Regions from separate parts of the Homo sapiens genome. Here region 2 is linked to region 1. Evidence: chromatin loops called from intact Hi-C (ENCODE). Cell type or tissue: heart left ventricle. All regions are shown on one strand. Each heading gives the region's core, and the rest is flanking DNA. Links, peaks and the distances in the headings are about the cores only. Region 1 has its middle 11 kb from the start of PRKCB. Region 2 overlaps PRKCB (protein kinase C beta).

The links. Hi-C counts contacts between places; a loop is a spot of excess contacts. Peaks named below come from ENCODE experiments on the same cell type or tissue, not always from the same donor. Only the 100,000 strongest peaks of a DNase experiment are listed, where the experiment ranks them.
Region 2: a loop joins it to region 1, with 1.9 times the contacts of the local background. A loop is called at or near these places in 12 of 110 quality-filtered maps.

What each region holds. Positions count from the first base shown.
Region 1 is chr16:23,819,435-23,830,905 of GRCh38, reverse strand. No RefSeq gene overlaps it. Among named protein-coding and RNA genes, the nearest start is that of PRKCB, 11 kb to the left of the region's middle. RefSeq lists enhancers at 4,167-4,266, 4,297-4,436 and cis regulatory regions at 3,977-4,349, 8,533-9,036. In heart left ventricle, for the core only: no CTCF peak of the experiment used is centred there; no DNase peak of the experiment used is centred there.
Region 2 is chr16:23,899,004-23,910,474 of GRCh38, reverse strand. All of the region lies in intron 2 of PRKCB (protein kinase C beta), which reads right to left. Among named protein-coding and RNA genes, the nearest start is that of PRKCB, 69 kb to the right of the region's middle. RefSeq lists a silencer at 6,185-6,370, a cis regulatory region at 9,004-9,021 and an enhancer at 8,940-9,084. In heart left ventricle, for the core only: no CTCF peak of the experiment used is centred there; a DNase peak (open chromatin) is centred at 5,304.

The sequences.
Region 1 (11,471 bases), core at 4,804-7,303:
ATGAAATTTAAAAATCACTAAATGGTTTCAAAGGCAGATTTAAGCAAGCAGAAAAAAGAATGCACAAATTTAAATATAGGACAATTGAAATTATTGAGTCTGAAGAACGAAAAGAAAAATGATTGAAAAAAGTGAACAAAGCCTGAAACACTTGTGGGACACAATCAAGCAAACCAACAGCGTACCATGGGAATTTCAGAAAAAGAGAAAGAGAAAGGAGAATTATTTGAGAGCTTATTTGAAGAAATAATGGCCAGAAACTCCCCAAGTTTGATAAAAGACATGAATATAAACATCCAAGAAGCTCAGCAAACTTCAAGTAGGAATAACTCAAAAAGACCCACACCAAGACATTATAATCAGACTGTCTGAAGCCAAAGACAAAAAGAGAATCTTTAAAGTGTAAGAGAGAAGTGACTCATCATATACAAGGGATCCTCAATAAGATTATCTGCAGATTCTTATCAGAACTTCAGCAGTTAGAAGGTAGTGGGCTGATGCATTCAAAATGCTAAAAGAAAAAATAATCAACCCAAAATTCTCTAACTGTCAAAACCGTCCTTCAAAAGTGAGAGAAATTAAGACATCCCCACATAAGCAAAAGCTGAGTTTGTCACCACTAGAGCTGCCATGCAAGAAATACTAAACTAAAGGAAGTCCAGCAGGTTGAAATCAAAGTGCACTGGACAGTGTCTTGAAGCAATGTAAAGAAATAAATATTTCAGTAAAAGTAAATACATGGGCAATTATAAAAGCTAATATCATCATAAAATCCACTTACTGTTTTCTCCGTGATTTAAGAGACTAATGCATTATTTAAAATTACTACTTTATGTTTTTGGGTGCACAATGTATGAAGATGTAATTTTATGACATTAATAACTGAAAGGGATGGGGACAGAGGTATTAGAAGCAGAGATTTTGTATGTTATTAAAGTTAAGTTGGTATGAATTCAAATTAGAATATTCTGACTTTAGGATTTTAATGTAATCCCCATGGTAACAACATAGAAAATAATTATAGAATATACACACAAGGGAATGAGAAGGGAATTAAAACATTTCACTGCAAAAAAAAAAAAAAAAATCAGCTAACCACAAAATAAGATAGCAATGCAGGAAAAGAAGAACAAGAAAAGCTATAAGTTATATAAAAAACAAATATCAAAATGAGAAAAGTAAGTCTCTCATTCTCAGTAATTACTTTAAATGTAAATGGATTAAACTCTCAAATCAAAAGACAGAGATTGGCAGAATAGATTTTCAAAAATGCGACCTAACTATATGCTGTCTACAACAAGAGAACTCACCTTAGGCCAGGCATGGTTGCTCACACCTGTAATCTCAGCACTTTGGGAGGCCAGGGCAGGCAGATCACCTGAGATCAGGAGTTCAAGACCAGGCTGGCTAACGTAGTGAAACCTCATTCTACTAAAAACACAAAAAAAAATAGCCAGGCGTGGTGGTGGGCACCTATAATCCCAGCTACTACAGAGGCTGAGGCAGGAGAATCACTTGACCCTGGTAGGTGGACTTTGCAATGAGCCGAGATCAAGCCACTGCACTTCAGCCTGGGTGACACAGCAAGACTCCATCTCAAAAATAAATAAAGAAATAAATAATAAAGAGATCCTACTTTAGATCCAAAGACACAAATAGGTTGAAATTAAAAAATGTGAAAGCAGGGTCTGAAAGAAATATTTGTACCCATGTTGACAGCAGCATTAGTCACAGTAGCTAAAACATGAAAAGATAAGCAAAATGTAGCATATACATACAATGAAATATTATTCAGCCTCAAAAAGAAGAAAATTCTGACACATGCTACAACATGTATGAACCTTGAGAACATGATGCTAAGTGAAAGAAGCAAGTCATAAAAAGACAAATACTGTATGATTGCACTTATACGATATTGTTTTAATGTGCCTCCCCCACCCCCCCAGATTTCATGTGTTGGAAAGTTAATCCCCAGTGTGGTAGTATTAATAGGTGGGGCCCTTAAGTGATGGTTGGATCATGATGTGGTCTGCCCTCATGAGTGAATTAATGGGTTAATAAATTAATGTCTTATAATGGGAGGGGAACTGGTGGCTTTATGTGAAGAGGAAGAGAGATCTGAACAAGTACATTAGTATGGTCAGCCCCCTCACCATATAATACCCTGAGCTACCTCTGCAATCTTCAGAGAGTCCTCACCAACAAGAAGGCTCTCACCAGATGTGGCCCCTCAACCTTAGACTTCTCAGCCTTCATAACTGTAAGAAATAAATTCCTTTTCTTTATATTACCCAGGTTCAGGTATTCTGTTATAAGCAACAGAAAATGGACTAATACATATGAGGTACCTAGAGTAGTCAAAATCATAGGGACAGAAAGTAGAATGGTGGTTGCTGGGGGCTGGGAGCAGGAAGAAATGGAGCATTATTGTTTAATGGGTATAGCTTTGGCTTTGCAAGACGAAAAGAGTTCCGGAGATGGATGGTGGTGATGGTGGCACAACAACATGAATGCACTTAACATCACTGGACTACACTTAAAAATAGCTAAGATGGGCCGGGCACGGTGGCTCACACCTGTAATCCCAGCACTTGGGAGGCCAAGGCAGGCAGATCACTTGAGGTCAGGAATTCGTGACCAGCCTGGCCAACATGGTATAACCCCATCTCTACTAAAAATACAAAAATTAGATAGGTATGCTGGCATGTGCCTGTAATCCTAGCTACTCGGGAGGCTGAGGCAGAAGAATCATTTGAACCTGGGAGGCGGAGGTTACAGTGAGCCAAGTTTGAGCCACTGCACTCCAGTGGCTCGAGATGGAGCCACTCACCCAGGCTGGAGTGCAGTAGTGCGATCTCAGCTCACTGCAACCTCCACCTCCAGGGTTCAAGCAGTCTCTTGTCTCAGCCTCCTGAGCAGCTGGAATTACAGGTGCTCACAACCATGCCCAGCTAATTTTTTGTATTTTTAGTAGAGACGGGGTTTCACCATGTTGGCCAGGCTAGTCTCAAACTCCTGACCTCGTGATCTGCCCGCCTCGGCTTCCCAAAGTGCTGGGATTACAGGCATGAGCCACTGTGCCCAGCAGATGGCTACCTTCTTTAAAATACTTTTTTGTTATAGTATAACATCTATGCAATAAGCTGTACATGCAACAGACTATGTTTTTTATATATGTATATACCCACATGACTTCCACCAGGTCAACATACAGAAAAGTTCTAGTTCCCCAGAAACTCTTCTGTACCTTTTCCCAGGAAATATTACCTCAAAAGGGAGCCACTGTCTGACTTTCATCATCATAGATTAGGTTTTGTTGCTGTTGTTGTTAGAATCTTTTAAATTGTGGTATAAATATATAACATAACATTTACCATCTTAGCCTTTTTAAGTTTGTAGTTCAGTGGTGTTATGTACATTCATATTGCTGTGCAACCAATCTGCAGAACTCTTTTCATCTTGCAAAACTGAAACTCTATACCCATTAAACAACTATCCATTTCCTCTGCCCCAAGCTCCTGGCAATCACCATTTTACTTTCTGTCTCTATGAATTTGACTACTCCAGGTACCTCGTAAAAGTAGACTCATACAGTGTTTGTCTTTCTGTAATTTCACTTAGCATAACGTCTTCAAGGTTCATTCATGTACCATTGTGTGTCAGCATTTCCTTCCTTTTTAAGGTTGAGATGGTAGATTAGTTTTCCCTGTTCTTGAGTTTCATATGAATAAAATCATACGGTTTCTGGATTCTTTCACTTGACATAATGTCAGTAAGATTCATCCATGCTTTTGTGTGTATCTGTGTTCGTTCTTTTGTATTGCTGTTCATGAATATATCACAGTGTACTTATCCATTAAATGTTGATAGTTACTTGGGTTATTTCCAGTTTAGGACTACTTTGGAAAACCCTACCATAAGCATCCTTGTACATGTCTTTTTGTGGACATACGTGCCTATTTCTCTTAGGAATACACCCAGAAGTAGAATTACTAAAATTTAAGTCCTTTAGACTGACTCTGAACAGTTGGATCTGTGATGCCACGTGGTCCTGTATCTACCCCACTCCCTGAGCTAAGTTCCCCTTCAGAAAGGAGGTTTTGTCTTCCTCTTCCCTTGAAGAGCCTCCAGTACCTAGGTGGGGTCTCAGAGTACAGCAACAAACAGGAACTTGAACAGGAAGTAATCGTGGGTAAAATGCTGCGTAATAATGAACACAGCACAATTGAACCCAGTATTCAGGTCAGGGAAAGTTCTTGTTTGGTTTACTAAATTCTAGAAAGGGAAACTGAAAAAAATGAAGGTACGAGGGCACAAACAAAGAGGTCAGACATCCAGACTGAAGCATCATTCCCATCACAGTCGTCTGGTCCTCCCAGCAGTAATAGTACAGTAATGGGGCTCAGATTCAAGGACAGACTTGTGATTCTAAAATTCCAGCTCCATAACCCTCTTCATTCAAGGAGGCAGGGGAGGAAAGTCAGAGGCCTGCTCATTAAGTATTAGAGAGGTGTTAAAAACCTATTAGCACCGATCTGGCACTTTCTCCTTGATGGTTTTAGAATAATTGAAAGCAAGTTAAATAAGGAAGGACTCTCATTGTGAGATTCAGTGGGACTTGATGCCACGTTAAAGTAATACTAAAAGCCATTGCAGGGACCCTATTTGGGAAGGAGGATGCTAAGGGGTGACTGAGTCCAAATAGGGAATGCGTTCTCTTTCTCTTTCCTCCCATGATGCTGTCTGGAAAGGAGGAACCGCAAATGCCTTCTGCATAGACAGCCTGAATTGGGCAGGCTAGACAGCTCTGCTTACCCTTCCCCACATGGTGTTCCTCAGCAGGGCCAGGACTAGAGTAAGGAGAGAAAGATGCTTGCCCTGAGTGCAAAATTAAAGGGATGCCAAAAAATCAGTAAGTAAGGCCAGGCGTGGTGGCTCATGCCTATAATCCCAGCACTTTGGGAGGCCAACATGGGTGGATAACTTGAGGTCAGCAGTTTGAGACCAGCCTGGCCAACATGGCGAAAGCCTGTCTCTACTAAAAATACAAAAATTAGCCAGGTGTGGTGGCATATGCCTGTCATCCCAGCTACTTGGGAGGCTGAGGCAAGAGAATCACTTGAACCCACGACGTGGAGGTTGCAGTGAGCTGAGATCATGCCACTGCACTCCAGCCTGGGCGACAGACTCCATCTCAAAAAGGAAAAAAAAAAATCAGTAAGCAAGATAAACAACATTTAATGCAATATTTAAAAACATCAAAACTAATGCAAAAAATCCCTGATGAGGGAAATATCAACTTTTAAAATAAATATAGGTTATGGTGGGCAGAATTAGGGTAAGGCCAAGTCATGTAAGTGCAGAGTAGCTCCACTAAGACGTTAAGATTAAATGAGCTAATGCATGTAACATGCTTAGAACAAGCCCTCAATGTGTTTTAATTATTAGCATTATCGTTACCATACTACTACTACTGCTACTACTACAGCTACTACTATTACTATTACTACTATTTTTGCTGTAGGAAAGAGATAGTTGTTTTATTACCAAGTGGAGTGGGGGTCTGCTGTTCCTGTCCTTGCCTGTAAGAAGTTTTTCCTGATTCCTAGGGTTTAAATTAGATGTTCCTTCCCTGTGATCCTCTGGCATCCTGAACTGGCCTGCACTTACACAGCATTGTGTTGTCTGTTTACTTGGCCATGGTCTTCATCAACTCAGGCCGCCAGAACAAAATATCACAGATTAGGTAGCTTGAACAACAGACATTTATTTCTCACAGTTCTGGAGGCTGGGAAGTCCAAGTTCAAGGTGCCACCTGATCCGGAGTCTGATGAGGGCTCCCTTCCCCTCTTGCAGGCAGCAACCTTCTCAGTTTATCTTCACAAGATGGAAAAAGAGAGTTCTGGCCTCTTCCTCTTCTTAGAATGACGTTAATCCCATCAGGAGGACCACGACCTCCCCTAAACCTGATTATCTCTCAAGGACCTCACCTCCAAATACCATCACACAGGCCTTAGGGCTTCAACACATGAATTTGGGGGAAACACAAATACTCAGTCCATCACATTCATCTCCCTGGGTAGCTTAGGACCTCTGTGAAGGCAGAGATAGTCCTATTTTGCTTACCAATTTATCCTTCCCTGGGCCAAACACAGTGCCTCACACATAATAGCTACTGGAACTATATTTATTCTCTTAGATCAGTGTGAATCAGTGTCCACACATCTCTCCTCTAACCTTCTTCACAAGGATGCAGTAAATTGGTTGGCGAGAGATGTGGAGTGGCAACCATTTACATACTTGTCAACTCTCTTATTTAGTCTGAAGTCATATAATAATAAAATTATCATTATTTCTTTCAGTGCTAACATTTATTGAGGACTTCATATGTGCTGAGCATTCTACTAACATTTTTCAATGTATCAACTCATTTAATCCTCATGGTAATCATATAGGTAGGTGATATCACTTTCCCCTTTTAAAGATGAAGAAACTGAGGCACAGAGGAGTCAAGTGTGTGCCCAAGGTCACTCAGTTACTAGCGTAGGACAGCTGTGCTCCATCCACCCCACTCTGACTCCCGAATCTATGCTCCTGAGTATCCAATGAGATGGGGCTCCCAGGCTAACAGAACCCTCCCGCCCACATCTGTGAAAAGATGCCAGCTCTATTACCCCTCCACCCCCAGGCAATCTTTACTTACTCCCTCCTACAACAAGAGATTGCCAACGGCGAGAACAGATGAGAAGGAGAAAATAGGTTCTGTCATTTCTCTAAGAGGCCACCTGATCCCTTCAGGTTGAAAAGAAATGTTTAATACAACATCTCTCTCTGTCCTGGAATTCTTTTCTATGCTTGGCTGGTCAGCTTAATCTTCAACTGGCCAAGCAGAATGCCCATCCATAATACTGCTTCCGGATGTAGTGTGACCTGGAGAGGGGAGGTTTCAACAAGCAACCACAGCGCCAAATGTAGAAAGCACAAACTACTCAGTTAAAGGGATACTTACCACACACTTTCTCTGCTTTTGTATTTTCATTGGTACATTCCAGGTTTGGGTGTTTTTTTTAAACAAATGTCAAGGTATAAACATAGTATGTTTTCTTCCACTGCCCTGGCCCTGAATTCTTTTTGTCTTTTCTTTTCTTTTCTTTTCTTTTCTTTTCTTTTCTTTTCTTTTCTTTTCTTTTCTTTTCTTTTCTTTTAGATAGGGTCTCACTCTGTCACCCAGGCTAAAGTGTGATTATGAGTCACTGCAGCTTCGACCTCCTGGGGTCAAGTGATCTTCGCACCTCAGCCTGCTGAATAGATGGGACTACAGGCACACACCACTACACCCTGGCTCATTTTTTCTTTTCTTTTTTGTTTTTTTGTTTTTGTTTTTTTTTTTTTTTTTGAGACCAAATCTCACTCTGTTGCCCAGGCTGGAGTGCAGCTCACTGCAACCTCTGCCTCCCAGGTTCAAGCGATTCTCCTGCCTCAGCCACCCGAGTAGCTGGGACTACAGGCGCATGCCACCAAGTTCGGCTAATTTTTCATATTTTTAGTAGAGATAGGGTTTCACCGTGTTAGCCAGGATGGTCTCCATCTCCTGACCTCATGATCCGTCCACCTCAGCCTCACAAAGTGCTGGGATTACAGGCTTGAGCCACTGCACCCAGCCCATTTTTTCTATTTTTTGTAGAGACAGGTTCTCATTTTGTTGCCCAAGCTGGTCACAAACTCTTGGGCTCAAGCCATTCTCCCACCTTGGGCTCCCAAAGTGCCAGGACTGCAGACATGAGCCACCATGCCTGGCCTGCCCTCAATTCTTTAGACAATTGGATAGAATAGAATTACTTAATATTTGAATTCACTTTAAAATATGACGTTTTACTTGCATTCATTTTTAGAACAGTTAATGTGTTCATTTTTTAAGAGCTAAAATAATATAAAAAGGTTTTCATGGAGAGGAGCATCTCCCGTCCTAGCCTTTCTCTTCACCCCCTAGAGGTAATCATATTTATTAGTTTATCGTTTCTTATTCTTCTTTCCATACTTCCTTTATTAAATTTACTTATTTAAATATTTTTAAAAATCAATGCTGCATATATTCTGATATATTCTTCCTTTCCTCTTTTCTTACAGAAAAAAAAGTATCTCACTATGTAAAATATTCTGCACTTTATTTTTTCACGTAACAATCTTTCTGGGTTGGGTGCAGTGGCTCACACCTGTAATCCCAACACTTCGGGAGGCTGAGGTGGGAGGATTGCTTAAGCTCAGGAGTTCAAGACCAGCCTTAGCAACATAGTGAGACCCTGTCACTATTAAAAAAAAAAAAAAAGTTAAAATTAGCTGGGTGTGGTGGCATACGCCTATAGTCCTGGCTATTCAGGAGGCTGAGGTGGGAGAATCACTTGAGCCCGGGAGTTTGAGGCTGCAGTGAGTTATGATTGCACCACTGCACTCCAACCTGGGCAACAGAGTGAGACCCTGTCTCTACAAATCAAATAAAATAAACAAAAGAAAAACAAAAAACTCACAACTTTTCTGGAGTTCTTTCTGTATCAGAACATAGAGAACTTCATCAATCATTACAGCTGTATCATATTCTGTATAACTGTTAGTTTAACCAGTCCCTCATCAGTAAAAACTTGGGTCATCTCCAAACTTTTGCTATTGCAAATGATGCTACAACAAATGACCTTGGACATACATCATCTCCTCCCCACAGCAGTGCAACTGTCGAATAAATTCCCAGAACTAGGGATTGCTAGGTCAAAGGGTAAGTGCATTTTCAAGGCTGATAGATGTCCCCAGCTTGCCCTCCACAGAGGCTATGGCCTTCTGTACTCATCCTACTCATGATGACAATGCCAGTTTCCCCCACAGCGGTACGCACAACATTGTCATGCTTTTCTATTTTGGCCAAGCTGATAAGTGATAAATAGTCTCTTGGTGGAATTTTAATTTTCATTTATCTTATTATGAATGAGGTTGAGCATCTCTTCATAAGAATGGCACATTAAAAACACTTTTATTGTGAGTGACAGAAGCTCTTTAGGGCTAACTCAAGCAAATGAAGGGGAAATTACTACAAGAATTAAGAGGTGTCTCATGCCGCCAAGAGCAGCAATCCAGCGAGGCCCCCAGATCTAGAAAACAAAAAATGTGAATTGGATTGATCTCTCTCTCCTCTCCTCTCATCTACTTTTCTCTTTCCAAATTGGGAAATACCTCCTTCCTGAGTGTAGGAGTGTGTGTGCCTCCCCACATCCCCCCAGTGTACCTGACACAATCTCCATCCCCCGCACATGCTCTCACATAGTCTCAATTCCAAATTCCCAGAGAGAGACTCTAATTGATTAATCTTTCTTCCACAGTGCATCCCTAGTCCAATTTGCCATAGTGGGAGGTGGGAGAACGATAAGAATCAGAAAATACAATTGCTTCCCCCCGATAATGCAATGCCAATAGGAAACCAAGGGTCCCTTCACTGACCATCCCTTCTCCCAGTGTGATTCTCCCAAAAAGATAGAGGGCTCCTATGTTTTTGCAAAGCCCCATGTGAAGGATAGTCTACTCTTCTCTGTATGGCCCCAGTGCTTTTCCAAGCTAATCATGGTAATTCCGTGCCCTTTGCTAGTAATGGGTTTAGAAATAGACCTGTGATTCAGTTCTAGCTAATGATACATAAGGAAACATTCCTCACAGCTAAAAATAGATACAATGTCAAGACGGCCACTCTCCTGTTACTGTATGTTGTTGTGTCTGTGTGTGATTCTATCAATTAGCTTTCGCTACATTAAAAACCACCCTACAGTGGGGTGCGATGTCTCACGCCTGTAATCCCAGCACTTTGGGAAGCCAAGGCAGGCGGATCACCTGAGGTCAGAAGTTCGAGACCAGCCTGGCCAACATGGCGAAATCCTGTCTCTACTAAAAATACAAAAATTAGCCGGGCGTGGTGGCACGCACCTCACCTGTAATCCCAGCTACTCAGGAAGCTGAGGCAAGAGAATCGCCTGAACCCAGGAGAATCGCGGAGGTTGCAGTGAGCCGAGACCGTGCCACTGCACTGCAACCTGGGTGATAGAGTGAGACTCCGTCTCAAAACAACAACAACAACAAAAAAAAAACCCTAGGCCAGTTGCAGTAGCTCACACCTGTAATCTCAGCACTTTGGGAGGAAGAGTGGGAGGATCATTTAAGGCCAGGAGTTCAAAACCAGCCTGAGCCACATAGCGAGACTCTGTCTCTACAAAAATAAAAATAAAAATTAGCCAGGCACAGCGGCGGATGCCTGTAGTCCAGTTAATTGGGAGGCTGGGGCAGGAGGGTTGCTTGAGCACAAGAGGTCAAGGCTGCAGTAAGCTATGATTGTGCCACTGCACTCCAGCCTGGGTGACAGAGCAACACCCTGTCTCGAAAAGAAAAAACACACACATACAAATTCAGCGACAATACAGAATCACCTATTATTTCTCATGATTTTGTAGGTTAGCCAGCTGGTTCTGATCTGAGCTAGCTCAGCTAGGACTGCATGGTCTAGGATGCCTTCATTCACATGTCTAGCAGTTCACAAGCTGTTTGATCTACAAGGGACAGCTGAGGATGGCTCATCTTGACTACATCAGGAACCTAGTCCAGGCTTCCTAACATGATATGTCAGGCTCTCAAAGTACAGTAAGAGGGTTGGGCAGGGGTCCGGGGAAGCACTTTTCTTTTCTTTTTATTTATTTATTTTTTTTTTGAGACAGAATTTCTCTCTTGTTGCCCAGGCTGGAGTGCAATTCTCAGCTCACTGCAACCTCCGCCTCCTGGGTTCAAGTGATTCTCCTGCCTCAGCCTCCCGAGTAGCTGGGAAGACAGGTGCCCACCACCACGCCTGGCTAATTTTTTGTGTTTTTAGTAGAACAAGGTTTCACCATGTTGGCCAGCCTGATCTGCCTGCCTGCCTCGGCCTCTCAAAGATTACAGGTGTGAGCCCCCGCGTCAGGCCTTTTTTTTTTTTTTTTTTTAGACAAAGTCTCACTCTGTCCTTCAGGCTGGAGTGCAGTGGTACAATCTCGGCTCACTGCAACAATCTCGGCTCACTGCAACCTCCACTCCCAGGTTCAAGTGATTCTCCTGCCTCAGCCTCCCAAGTAGCTGGGATTAAAGGCATGTGCCATCATGCCCAGCTAATTTTTGTATTTTTAGTAGAGAAGGGGTTTCACCATGTTGGCCAAGCTGGTCTCAATCTACTGACCTCAAGTGATCCACCCGCCTCAGCCTCCCAAAGTGCTGGGATTAAAGGTGTGAGCCACCGCGCCCTGCCCAAGCACTTTTCAAATATCTTCAAGCATCACATTTGCTGTTGTCCCATTGACCAAAGCAAGCCACGTGGCTAAGCCTGGTTGGGTGGAGAAATAGACCATATTTCTTTATGGGAGGGGATAAAATGTAGTGCAGCAATTTTTGCAGTCTATCTTGGCGACCCCTAGAAC
Region 2 (11,471 bases), core at 3,873-6,372, 80 kb before region 1:
GAAAAAAGCACATCAGCACCAACCTGAGGCTTTCTCCTCAGCCCGATCAGAAGGATTTGAAGAGAACAGAAAAGGGACTATGTTTCCCACACAGTGATCTAGTGTTAATTAGTGCCAGGTCTTAAGTACCACCCCGTCCCCAAATCTCACCAGTGCACACCAGGCGCTTGGGGAAACTTTGCTCTAAAGGATGAAACCAATGTTGATGGCCGCCTTCTATGTGCTGGTCACTGCACTTGACTCTTTCCATCAAGTGACGTCATCTATCTCTTATGACAAGCTCTGGTCTCAAGCCCACAGAGACACTGGGAAGCCAGGAGGCAACTTGGAGCGGAAGAGGGACAAGTAAAGAGGAAGGTGACACTGTCAGCATGTTCAGGGTGTGCTGGAGGAGAAAACTCAACAAGAGGGGCAAAAGGTTTCACGACAATGCTCTTCCCCATGGCGGCACTGCTTCCTGCTATGGACTGAACGTGTTTGTCCTCTACAGATTAATTGGTTGAAGCCTAACCCCCCAGTGTGTTGCTTTTAGGAGGTGGGGCCTTTGGGAGGTGATTAGATCATGAGATTAGATCAGATCATGGAGACTTTCTGAATGGGATCAAGGCCCTTATAAGAAGGGACTCAAAATGGATGAAGCAAATGTGGTCTATATACACCACAGAATACTACTCAGCCATAAAAGGAATGAAATCGCATCTTTTGCAGCAATGTGGAAGGAACTAGAGGTCAATATTTTAACTGAAACAACTCAGAAACAGAAAGCCAAATACCGCATGTTCTCACTTACAAGTGGGAGCTTATAATGTGTGTGCACGGACATAGAGTGTGGAATGATAGTGACTTGGGAGGGTGGGAAGAGGGTGAGGGATGAGAAATTACTTAGTAGATACAATGTACATTATTTGGGTGATGGTTACTCAAAAAGCTCAGACTTCACCACCATGCAATATACCCATGTAATAAAACTGCACTTGAACTTAAATGTATGTGAATTTTTAAAAAGGGACATGAGAGAGCTGATTTCCTCTCTCTGCTCTCTGCCACGTGAGAATACAAGGAGAAAGAGGTTATCTATAAGCCAAGAGGAGGGTCTCGCCAAGAACCTCAGACCTCCAGCTCCAGAACTGTGAGAAAATACATTTCCGTCACTTAAGCCACCCATGGTTACAGCAGCCCAAACAAATGAAAGCACTTGTGATAGAGGAATGTGGAAGAAAACTGATAAAAAGCAGGAGGGTGTTGGTTCCGTGAAATGTGGCCTATTTACCCAGTCCAATAATTTGTGCCCATTAAAAACCTGTCCCAGAAAGGTATCTACTAACAAGGAAGCGAATCATGAACTTCGAAGTGAAAAGAGCAAGTGATATCAGGTTTGCAGTACAGATCCATTCATTACACAGTTACTGAGTGCCAACTGTTCGCCTAGCTCTGTAAACAAAACAAAACAAACCCCTGCCTTCACAAAGCTGGTGTCCCAGTGGGTGTGCAGGGAGCATGCTAAGGACGTGCAGAGGAAACTGGACAGCGTTTATGGAGGTGGCCACTGGGTGGGTGACACCACGCTGTTCTTCACTCTCTTCCTTTTGCTCACCTCTATTTTTTGGTTTTCTATATTGAGTGGGTGAGGAGTGTTTTGAAATAAAGGGAAAGCCCAGGCTGGGCGCGGTGGCTCACGCCTGTAATCCCAGCACTTTGGGAGGCTGAGGCGGCTGGATCATGAGGTCAGGAGATCGAGATCACGGTGAAACCCCGTCTCTACTAAAAATACAAAAAAAAAAATTAGCTGGGCACGGTGGTGGGCACCTGTAGTCCCAGCTACTCGGGAGGCTGGAGAATGGCATGAACCCGGGAGGCGGAGCTTGCAGTGAGCCGAGATGGCGCCACTGCACTCCAGCCTGGGGCGACAGAGCGAGAATCCGTCTCAAAAAAAAAGAAATAAAGGGAAAGCCCAAATCTTACAGCAAGGCACCCAAGGCACTCCTGAGTTCTGGCTCTCTATCTCCCAACATAACCTGCACCTGTGTTAGAGCCGCACCTGGGGAGGACGCTCAGGTGGTGCCACATGCTCCACACAGGTGTCTTGCAAAAGCTGTTCATCTGCTGGAGTTGCCCTCCCCATATTCTCTGCCTGGCCTATAAAACCCCCATTCACCCACTAATGCAACTTCCCAAGGGGACCTCCTTCTTCAAATCACTCCTACCTACCTCCACCCAACTCAGCAACAATCCTTTTTCCCTCTGCAGCACTGTCATAAAGAATCCCCGCCGCCCCAGCTCTCACCAATCTCCAGAGGCCTTGCTCAAACCTCAGCCAGCTCCTCTCTGTGTTTTCCTCCTTCCCCCAGCTCCCAGGGATTCCACCCACTTCCCTCTCCTCTTCCATCTCACTCCCACACCTCCCTCGTCTAGATGGACTTTCTCTCCCCACCTGCTGCCCCAAATCTCCGAATAGACACGTGTGCTTCCTGCTGCCCCCAACAATACACCCATGGACTCTTTTACTCCTAAGAAAAATAAGACAATAAACCGATATGCTGTTAAATCACAAAACATCTGCCACCTCCGGTTCTCAGAGTCATTGTTCCTGGATCCATGGCCAGGCCTTGTTGTCTGGGGGTGTGGTTAGCAGGGGGAATGGCTAGGCTCCCAGGCAGGTCCTAGGGAGTTTTGCAAGATTCACCTGTAGGGCTAGGTGGGAACCTCTGTTCCTCCCGGAGTCGACCGGTATGGTTCCACCCTTTCCCCACAGACCCCACACTCATACCAGAAATCTGGGTGTTCTGGTCTCTGAGATAGATAGGCACCTCCCTTCCTGCCTCCCAGACATCTGGAGCCATTGATACTGCTGATGACAGACTCTCAGAACAAGAAAGGGCCTCACATGCATCTAATCAACGGTCTGTTCAGGCTGGGCACAGTGGCTCACGCCCATAATCCCAGTGCTTCAGGAGGCCTAGGCAAGAGGATTGCTTGTGGCCAGCAGTTTGAGACCAGCCTATGCAACATAGTAAGACCCTGTCTCTACAAAAACTAAAAAATTAGCTGGGCATGTGGTATAGTCCTAGCTTCCCCAGAGGCTGAGGCAGGAGGATGGCTTGAGCCAGGAATTTGAGGCTGCAGTGAGCTATGATCACATCATGCACTGCATGGGCAACGGAACAAGACCCTGCCTCTGTTTAAAAGAAATGGATGGGAGGTCTGCTCGACCCAGGCTTGATAAAGCAGTAATTCTCAACTGAAGATGATTTTGCCACCCAGGGCAATGTTTGGAGACATTTTTGATTGTTACAAATCAGGGTGAAGTTAATACTGGTGTATACTGGGTAGAGACCAAGGATGCTGCTAAACATCCTACACTACATGGGACAGGCTCCAACAAAGACCTATTCCACCCCCCAATGTCAATAATGCCAAGGTTGAGAAATCTTGCTGTAACTAAATTCCTCCCAGCACGGGACACTCACTTTCCCCCACCCCAACCCTGTCCCCACCCAGGAAACCCACTGTTCCTACACAGAGTATTTCTGGTTTAATAAATTGCGGTTATCCTTCAGGTCAGGATCTTTGCCTCTAGTCAGCTGAAACCCCCTAAAATCCTTGCTGCCTAGCTGGCACTGGAGGCTGTCAGAAAATGAGTATAAAATCCCTCCTCCACAATTTAATATATGATAAAGGCAGCATTTCAATTCTGTGGGAAGCGATGGATTATTCAATAAATGGTATTGGGACAACTGGCTGGCCATCTGGTAAAAAATAAAGCTAGATCCTCACCTCCCTCCTAAAACCAAAATAAATTCCAGATGGATTAAAGATTTAAATGCAAAAAAAAAGAAGTTAAAGTAGTAAAAGAAAATATGGGAGAATTCCTCTATAATCTCATTGAGTAAGAGGCCTTTCTAAGCAAGACACAAAATGTAGAATATGTGGAAGAAAAGACTCATAAATTGACTACTGAGGAATTTTTTAATGTCTACAGAGTTTAAAAAATCCATAATAAATCACTTTTTCAAAGTTAAACACCAATTTTATAAATTACATTATATATAAAACATATGCCAGGCTAACAGACATGTTCTTTCACAAACAAAAACCGGTTAAAAATCAATAAGTAGAAAAAAATAGGCAAAAAAGAAGAAGCAGTTCACAGAAAAAGAAATAGAGCTTTCAAACATAAAAATGTTCTCATAAGCAAAGAGATGTAAATTAAGATGATAGCGAGATACTAGTTTTTCACTGATCAGATTGGCAAAATGAAAAAGTTTGATAATATTCTATGTTGGTAAGGAGATGGGGAACAAGCTGTCTGAGGGAAGTGTGAACAGATCCTGTACAGAAAGCAATTCAGCAACATCAATCCACATTTTAAAGCACATATCCTCCGTCCTCATGATTCCAATGCGACACCTATCCTTGCACGTCGTCAAACCCACAGAGGTAAACATATATAGGAATGCTCACTACCTTATTGTTTATAATAGCTAAAGACTCTCAACAGCACCAATGTCGATCATCAGGGGACTGGTTAAATACATTATGCATCATAAAAGGGAATGCTAGGAAACCCTTAGAGGAGTATGAGGCAGCTCTATGTATCAATCCCCATGAGACATTATTAAAAGGAAAAGCTACATATGAAACAACACTATAATATATTTCCACTTATGTGAAGAAAAATGGGGTGGGTACAGAGTCAATCACTCATTCAACCCATATTTATTAAGCACCTACAATGTCCTAAGCACTGTTCTAGGTGATGGGAATTCTACCAGGAGTAAGTCTGCCAAGATATCCATAGGTTGCACATGCTTGGAAAATTACTGGAAGAAAATACAGGAAACTGGTTCTAGGAGACTCTCTGGAGTTGTCAGATTTAGCAAATAAAACTACAGAATGCCCAGTTAAACCTGAATAGCACATAAACAACAAATAGTGTTTTAGGATAAGTTGGTGCTATGCAATATTTGGGACATACTTATACTAAAAAGGTGTTCCTTGTTTACCCAAAATGCAGACTGAACCAGGCATCCTGTTAACTGGGCAACCTATTCTGGGGGTGAGGAGTGAAGTTCTGGGGAATGAAGCATCTACCACAGGAGAGAGATATCCTCTTCAAGCTACTGTGTGTTGTAACACATTGTACTGTTTGCCATTATAACCGGGAGGATGCACTGCTTGTGTTGTTATTTATTTAACGACACGAATGAGTAAGAAGAGAGAAGAAATTCCACAGACGTAAGGCCAAACTCAGTGCAAGCTGCAAAGTGCATTCCTCGCCAGCTCAGCTCACAGAGTCAGCCTGGCAGCCCTGCGGCCACATTCCAGGGCCGGCTGCTTCTCTAAATGGAAGCAATGGATCCCACACTCTAGCAGTAAGTCAGCAAGCAAGACTCCGAGCTGTGCTATTTTTTTTTTATTAAAAAAAAAAAAAAGAAAAAAAAAGGACCAATGCAAAGAAAGAAATGTAGAAAACAGTGAAGAGAAGAAAACACCAGAAACACCAGGCATGCTAAAAGCTGGCCTTTTCCATGACAATACGGAGAAATAAAACATCAGATTTCTTAAAAAGCCTGGTTTTAAGGATCTCTTGGGCCTCTCAGATCATCTCCATCTGTCCTTGCCTCTTTCTTAGGGGAGATTTTACCACTCAAAGAGGAAAAGTGCCTTTTATGTAAAAATCCCCCAACTTTTAAATCCCAAATATTTTGAGTACTACCAATAACTGACATGTATAAAGCACTGAAGCACTTACTATATGCTAGATACTCTTCTAAGTGTTGTGGTTTTTTGTTGTTGTTGTTGTTGTTCTTTTGAGATGAAGACTCGCTCTGTCACCCAGGCTGGAGTGCAGTAGTGCGATCTCAGCTCACTGCAACCTTCACTTCCCGGGTTCAAGCGATTCTTCTGCCTCAGCCTCCCAAGTAGCTGAAATCACAGGCACCCACAACCATGTCTGGCTAATTTTTGTATTTTTAGTAGAGATGGGGTTTCGCCATGTTGGCCAGGCTGGTCTTGAACTCCTGGCCTCAAGCAATCCACCTGCCTCAGCCTCCCAAAGTGCTGGGATTACAGACATGAGCCACCACGCCCAGCTTCCTCTAAGTGTTTTAGCCAATACTGACATATTTAATTCTTTCAACAACCCCAAGAGATAGATGCTATTATCACCCCTCTTGCACCTATGTGGAAAATGAGGCACAGAGTGGCTTGACAATTAGCAGAAATCACACAGCTGGAACATAGGAAATCTGGGATTTGAGCCCAAGTAATCTGACCCTAGAGCCCACCCCCTTAGCTGCAGGCCAGGTTCATCCTGGGTACCCTTGGTGAACAAGGTAGACACACCCCCTGCCATCGTGGCCCTTATAGCTCATGAGGGAATCTAGCTATTCACAAGGAAATAGACAAGCTAATGGCAAACAGTGCTAAGTTCTAGGGCAGACACAAACGAGGACTTGAAATAGACCACATATTCATTTAGTCGACACATATTTAATAAGACCACATATTCATTTAGTCGACACATATTTAATAAGGGCCTATGGTGTGCCAGCGTCGTTGCAGACACCAGAGGATGGAGCAGTGGATGAAACAGAGATCCTTAACCTCATGAAGCTTACCATCCTAATCAATATCCAGAAGGAACTTGAAACAGGATGTTAGCAAGGGCCTGTCAAAGGGGGAGACATTTAAGTTGAGACTAGAGTGAGAGCTCACCATGTAAAGAGAAGAAAAAGTATTCCAGGCAGTGGGAACCACTTTCTGCAAAGACCCTGGGTGGAAAGAGTTTCAGTTTCTCCTATCTCCAAGAACAATTCCACTGCTGCTTTCCCCTCTCCGGCATTCTCCTCTTCTCCATCCAAAACCCATAGTTAAAAGCGTATTTTAATACTCTCTTCCCTCCCAGCTATCTGAAAGATCTAGGGTAGAAATCATTTACTTTCTCATATTCCCAAGGCATGTGCTTGCTAATTAATCAAAGTATTATTTATTGTGACTAACAAAATTAAGGCATTTCTGATTGTTCATGCTCTGATGAAGCTTTGAGAATCTTTGCTGCTGTTAGGGGGGAAATGATGTGGTAATACCAATCCCCAGATGTACGGAGCAGACCTGTCTCCATACGCTTAGAAAAAACTAGGACAGAAACCAGGAGAATCTCTATCACTCCCCCACACACACGTGGGTGCACACACACACACACACACACACACACTTAAGTTCCCTTCCGGATCCTACTCACAAAAGCCTGGGGCCATGTATTTTTGTCCTGAGCAGGACAACAAAAGCGGGGCTCTTTACCACAGCTCTGAGTCAGGGGAGGGTTTAGAAATAACATAAGTAGGCTGGGCGTGGCAGCTCACACCTGTAATCCCAGAACTTGGGGAGGCTGAAGCAGGAGGGCTCCTGAGGCCAGGAGTTTGAGACCAGCCATGCAACATAGCAAGACTTTGTCTCTACAGAAAAAGGAAAAAAAAAAAAAAAGAAAAGAAAAAACTAAAAATTAGGTAGACATGATGGCTTATGCCTGTAGTCAAAGCTACTCAAGAAGTTGAGGTGGGAGGATGGCTTGAGCCCAGTAGTTCAAGGTTACAGTGAACTACGATCGTGACACTGCACTCCAGACTGGGTGACAGAGTGAGACCCTATCTCAAAAAAAGGAAGGAAGGAAGGAAGGGAGGGAGGGAGGGAGGAAGGAAGGAAGGAAGGAAGGAAGGAAGGAAGGAAGGAAGGAAGGAAGGGAGGAAGGGAGGGAGGGAAAAACTTTTGAGCTCAGTTCCTGAACGCATTATCATCAAGAGATGACAGTTACCATCATTACTGTGCAGATAATAATGGTGAGGGGTGAGAGACTGGAGCCAGACAACTTAGGTTTCGAACACTAGCTAGAGTCTAGCTGAGCCTCAGCTTCCCCGTCTGTAAAATGGGGACTGCTATAACAGTGCTTATTCCTCAAAGGATGCTGAAAGGGTCAAATAAACAACTGCAGGAAAATGATATAGAATAGAGCTCGGTACAGAATAAGTATTATACTAACTTAATTGTTAACCTCAAAATGGTAGGGGCAAAGGCATCACAGTTGCATAAGATGTTAGCATTAGGGGGAAACTTTGGGTGAGGGGTATGCAGTGGAACTCTCTGTAAATGTTTTGCAACTTTTCTAAAAATCTGAAATTATTCCAAAAATTAAAAGGTTATTTTTTCTAAAGGCAGGGGCAAATGTTTTTTCATTGTCTTCTTGGATCTTCTCCCTTATAAGGAGAAAAATCCAAGTTTCAGAAAATATATGGCATTGTCCATACAGATAAGAGCCCCACCCCACCCTACATACCCTCCAGTTTCCCCCAAGCTGCCCTCTGTCTGCTGGGTGAGGCTGTTTATCAACTGGCTTTGAGTTAAAATCAAATCTCTTCCTGGGGGTAAAAATTCCAACAGACCCAGACCTACAACTGCCATCAAGTTTTCTCTTTCTTTCAGTGAATATTTTTTCAGTGCCTACTGTGTACCAGGTACCAATCCAGTAGCAGTGAAACCATAACGAACAAGGCACACACACTCAGCCACAGTGTCTGTCTGCACCAGCTCTGAGATGTCTGCACCAGCTCTGAGACTTCCAGTGTGTATTTGCAAACCCAGACTGACTTTTATGGCCTCCAATGTTGGGGAATGATCATTGCAGGGTGTCTTCTTGACCACTCGAATTTTTGGGACCTCAGAGAAAATGCTGCCACCAGCCAATTCCCACAAGACACTTCAGGGAAGAGAACCTCACAGTCTCAGACAACAGGCTGCAACTCCTGGGGAACCTGAACAGGCTGGTTGCTGGGCAGGCCTGGTAGAATTAACCCAACTTCCCATTTCATTCCTACTTGACATTCCAGAGAGATGGGCTGGAGAAATCTGCCTTGTCTGTCTTTAAAAGAAGACATTTCTCCCACGGCTTCCTCCTCTTCGAATTCCCTCATCTATCCATCTACTCTCACTCCCCTTCCGCTCTCAAAGCTGTTTCCTGCTGATAAAAACACCCCACAACTTCCAGTCTGCGTAGTGAGATTGCAGCCAGCAGGCTCTAAATGCCGACATACTCCCAATCAAGCAGCAGGCGCCCCCGTTGAGTTAACGATTTTTTTTAAGCAAGAGAACCCATGCTGTCTACTTACCCTTAGGATACAGCCCATTGGGAGAGGGGGTGGGTATGATCGATCATAAAGGACTGGCTGCAGAGAGAGAGGCTCTTGCTGTGCTGTATGAACTATAGGCAATTTGCAAAGATTATATCCCAAACGCTCACGTGCTCAGAGCCCCAGGATGACAGACACAATTAATATTTTTCAAACTATCCTTGGCAATTGTGTTTTGATTAGGAAAAAAAATTAATCTTGTAGATTAGAGAGAGCTGTTCCAGTGTGGGGGAGAGACAGAAGTGACCCTATCAGCTCAGGATCCCCATAGGAGAGGGGGCGGTCAAGAAGGACTAGAAATGGGTCACATGATGAATGCACGGTGCACAGGATCAGACATCACTGCAGAAATCTCTAGCCAAATTTAAAATGCACATGCCATCTTAACCTAGAAATTCCTCTTGCAGGATTTTGGATTACAGACGTACTTGCACATGTGTGTCCACAGTTAGGTACAAGGAGATCCACTCCAGCACTGTTTGTTATGCAAAAGACTAGAAATAACCTATGCCCATCAACAGAAGACCGTATGGGACAGCCACAAAAAAAAAAAAAAAAAAAAAAAAAAAAAAAACCTGTGCAGCTGTTAAAATGAATGAGGCTGCTCTATATGCGCTGATATGAAAATATCTCTAAGATACGTCATCACATAGGAAAAAAAAAGGCAACAAGGAAAAAAATATGTGTGAGGTGCTACTAAGGGTATAAGGTTCATATGCGGAATGTCTCTCTACTAATATATAGGAGACTAATGACAGTAGTACTCCTCCAGAGAACTGAAGACTTGAGGACAGAAGTGGAATGGGGAGATTCTTTATTCACTGTATACCTTGTTGTACCTGTAGGATTTCAAACTTTGCATTGTATATTCAAAAACAAATTATTTCAATTGATAATACAGAGGTAAAAATACCTAGGAAAGGAAGATAAAGGTTTTATCCCTTTATATCTACACATTCATGCACACACATGTACAAACACACAATTTCCTGTACACAGTGATAACTGCATAAGAATTGATATCTCTCGGCTTTATGGAAGTGGTATGTCATAAGCAGTTAGATCAAGGTTTCTCAACCATGGCACTGTGGACACTGTGGACTGGTCAATTCTTTGTTGTGAGGCTGTCTTGTATATTTTGTTCAGTAGCATCCCTGGCCTCTACCCACTAGATTCCAGTAGCAACCCCCACCACCCCAAGTTGTGACAAACAAAATGTCTCCAGACATTGCCAAATACCACCTGGGGGCAAAATCACTTGAGTTAAATTATGGGTCCTAAAGAGTAATAACTGTGTCTTCCTTATTTCCTTCTCTCTCCATACCTAACTGTAATCCCTGCACTTTGGGAGGCTGAGACAGGAGGATCACTTGAGGCCAGGAGTTCGAGACCAGCCTGAGCAACATAGCAAGGCCCTATCTCTACAATAAATAAATAAATAAATAAATAAATAAATAAATAAATAAATAAATAAATAAATAAATTTTATTTGCTGGGCCTGGTGGCACGTGCCTACGGTCCCAGCTCCTCAGAAGGCTGAGGTGGGAGGATCGCATGAGCCCAGGATTTTGAATATAGTGAGCCATGGTCGCATCACTGCACTCCAGCCCAGGTGACAACAAACCACACACACACACACACACACACAGAGAGAGAGAGAGAGAGAGAGAGAGAGAGAGAGAGAGAGAGTTCTTATGGATAAGTAATTACAAATGAACAAAAGTAATTTACAAAGCTTGTTTCAAACGTATATACATGCAAAGTTTGGTACTGGGGCTTCTTGAATGCTGAGATGGCATTTCCACCATTCTGTTTCCTCTGGTAAGTTGCTGTTTGACATTTTTAACAGAGAAATGGCCCTGATCCTCAGCAGAGAGATCTGGGGGAGATGTCTTCCCAAGAGTTAAAGAACAGGGAATGTACTGGTCTTACAATGGATAAGGAATGGAATGTACTGTTTCCCTTAAACTGTCCTTGATAATTATTACCTTGACCTTCCATGCTCTCTGTGATGCCAACCAATGTTGCAAATGCCAATCACTGATCCCAATGTGCCTGCTGCCTGAAAGCCAAGCTGTGGCTGGCATCTCTGCCCCTCTTTCTGTGGGAGCGGAGGGAGAAGCACTTGTTTCACTCATCTGCTGAATAGCAGACTTCCAAGAGTTCTACTTCTGCAGAAACTCCAAGAGTGACCTCAACATAGAAATCATCAACAGGGTCCAAGGCAAGCCCTGAGATGCAACACGAACTTTTTCTCACCCAATACCATTCATAAAAATAACAGTCACA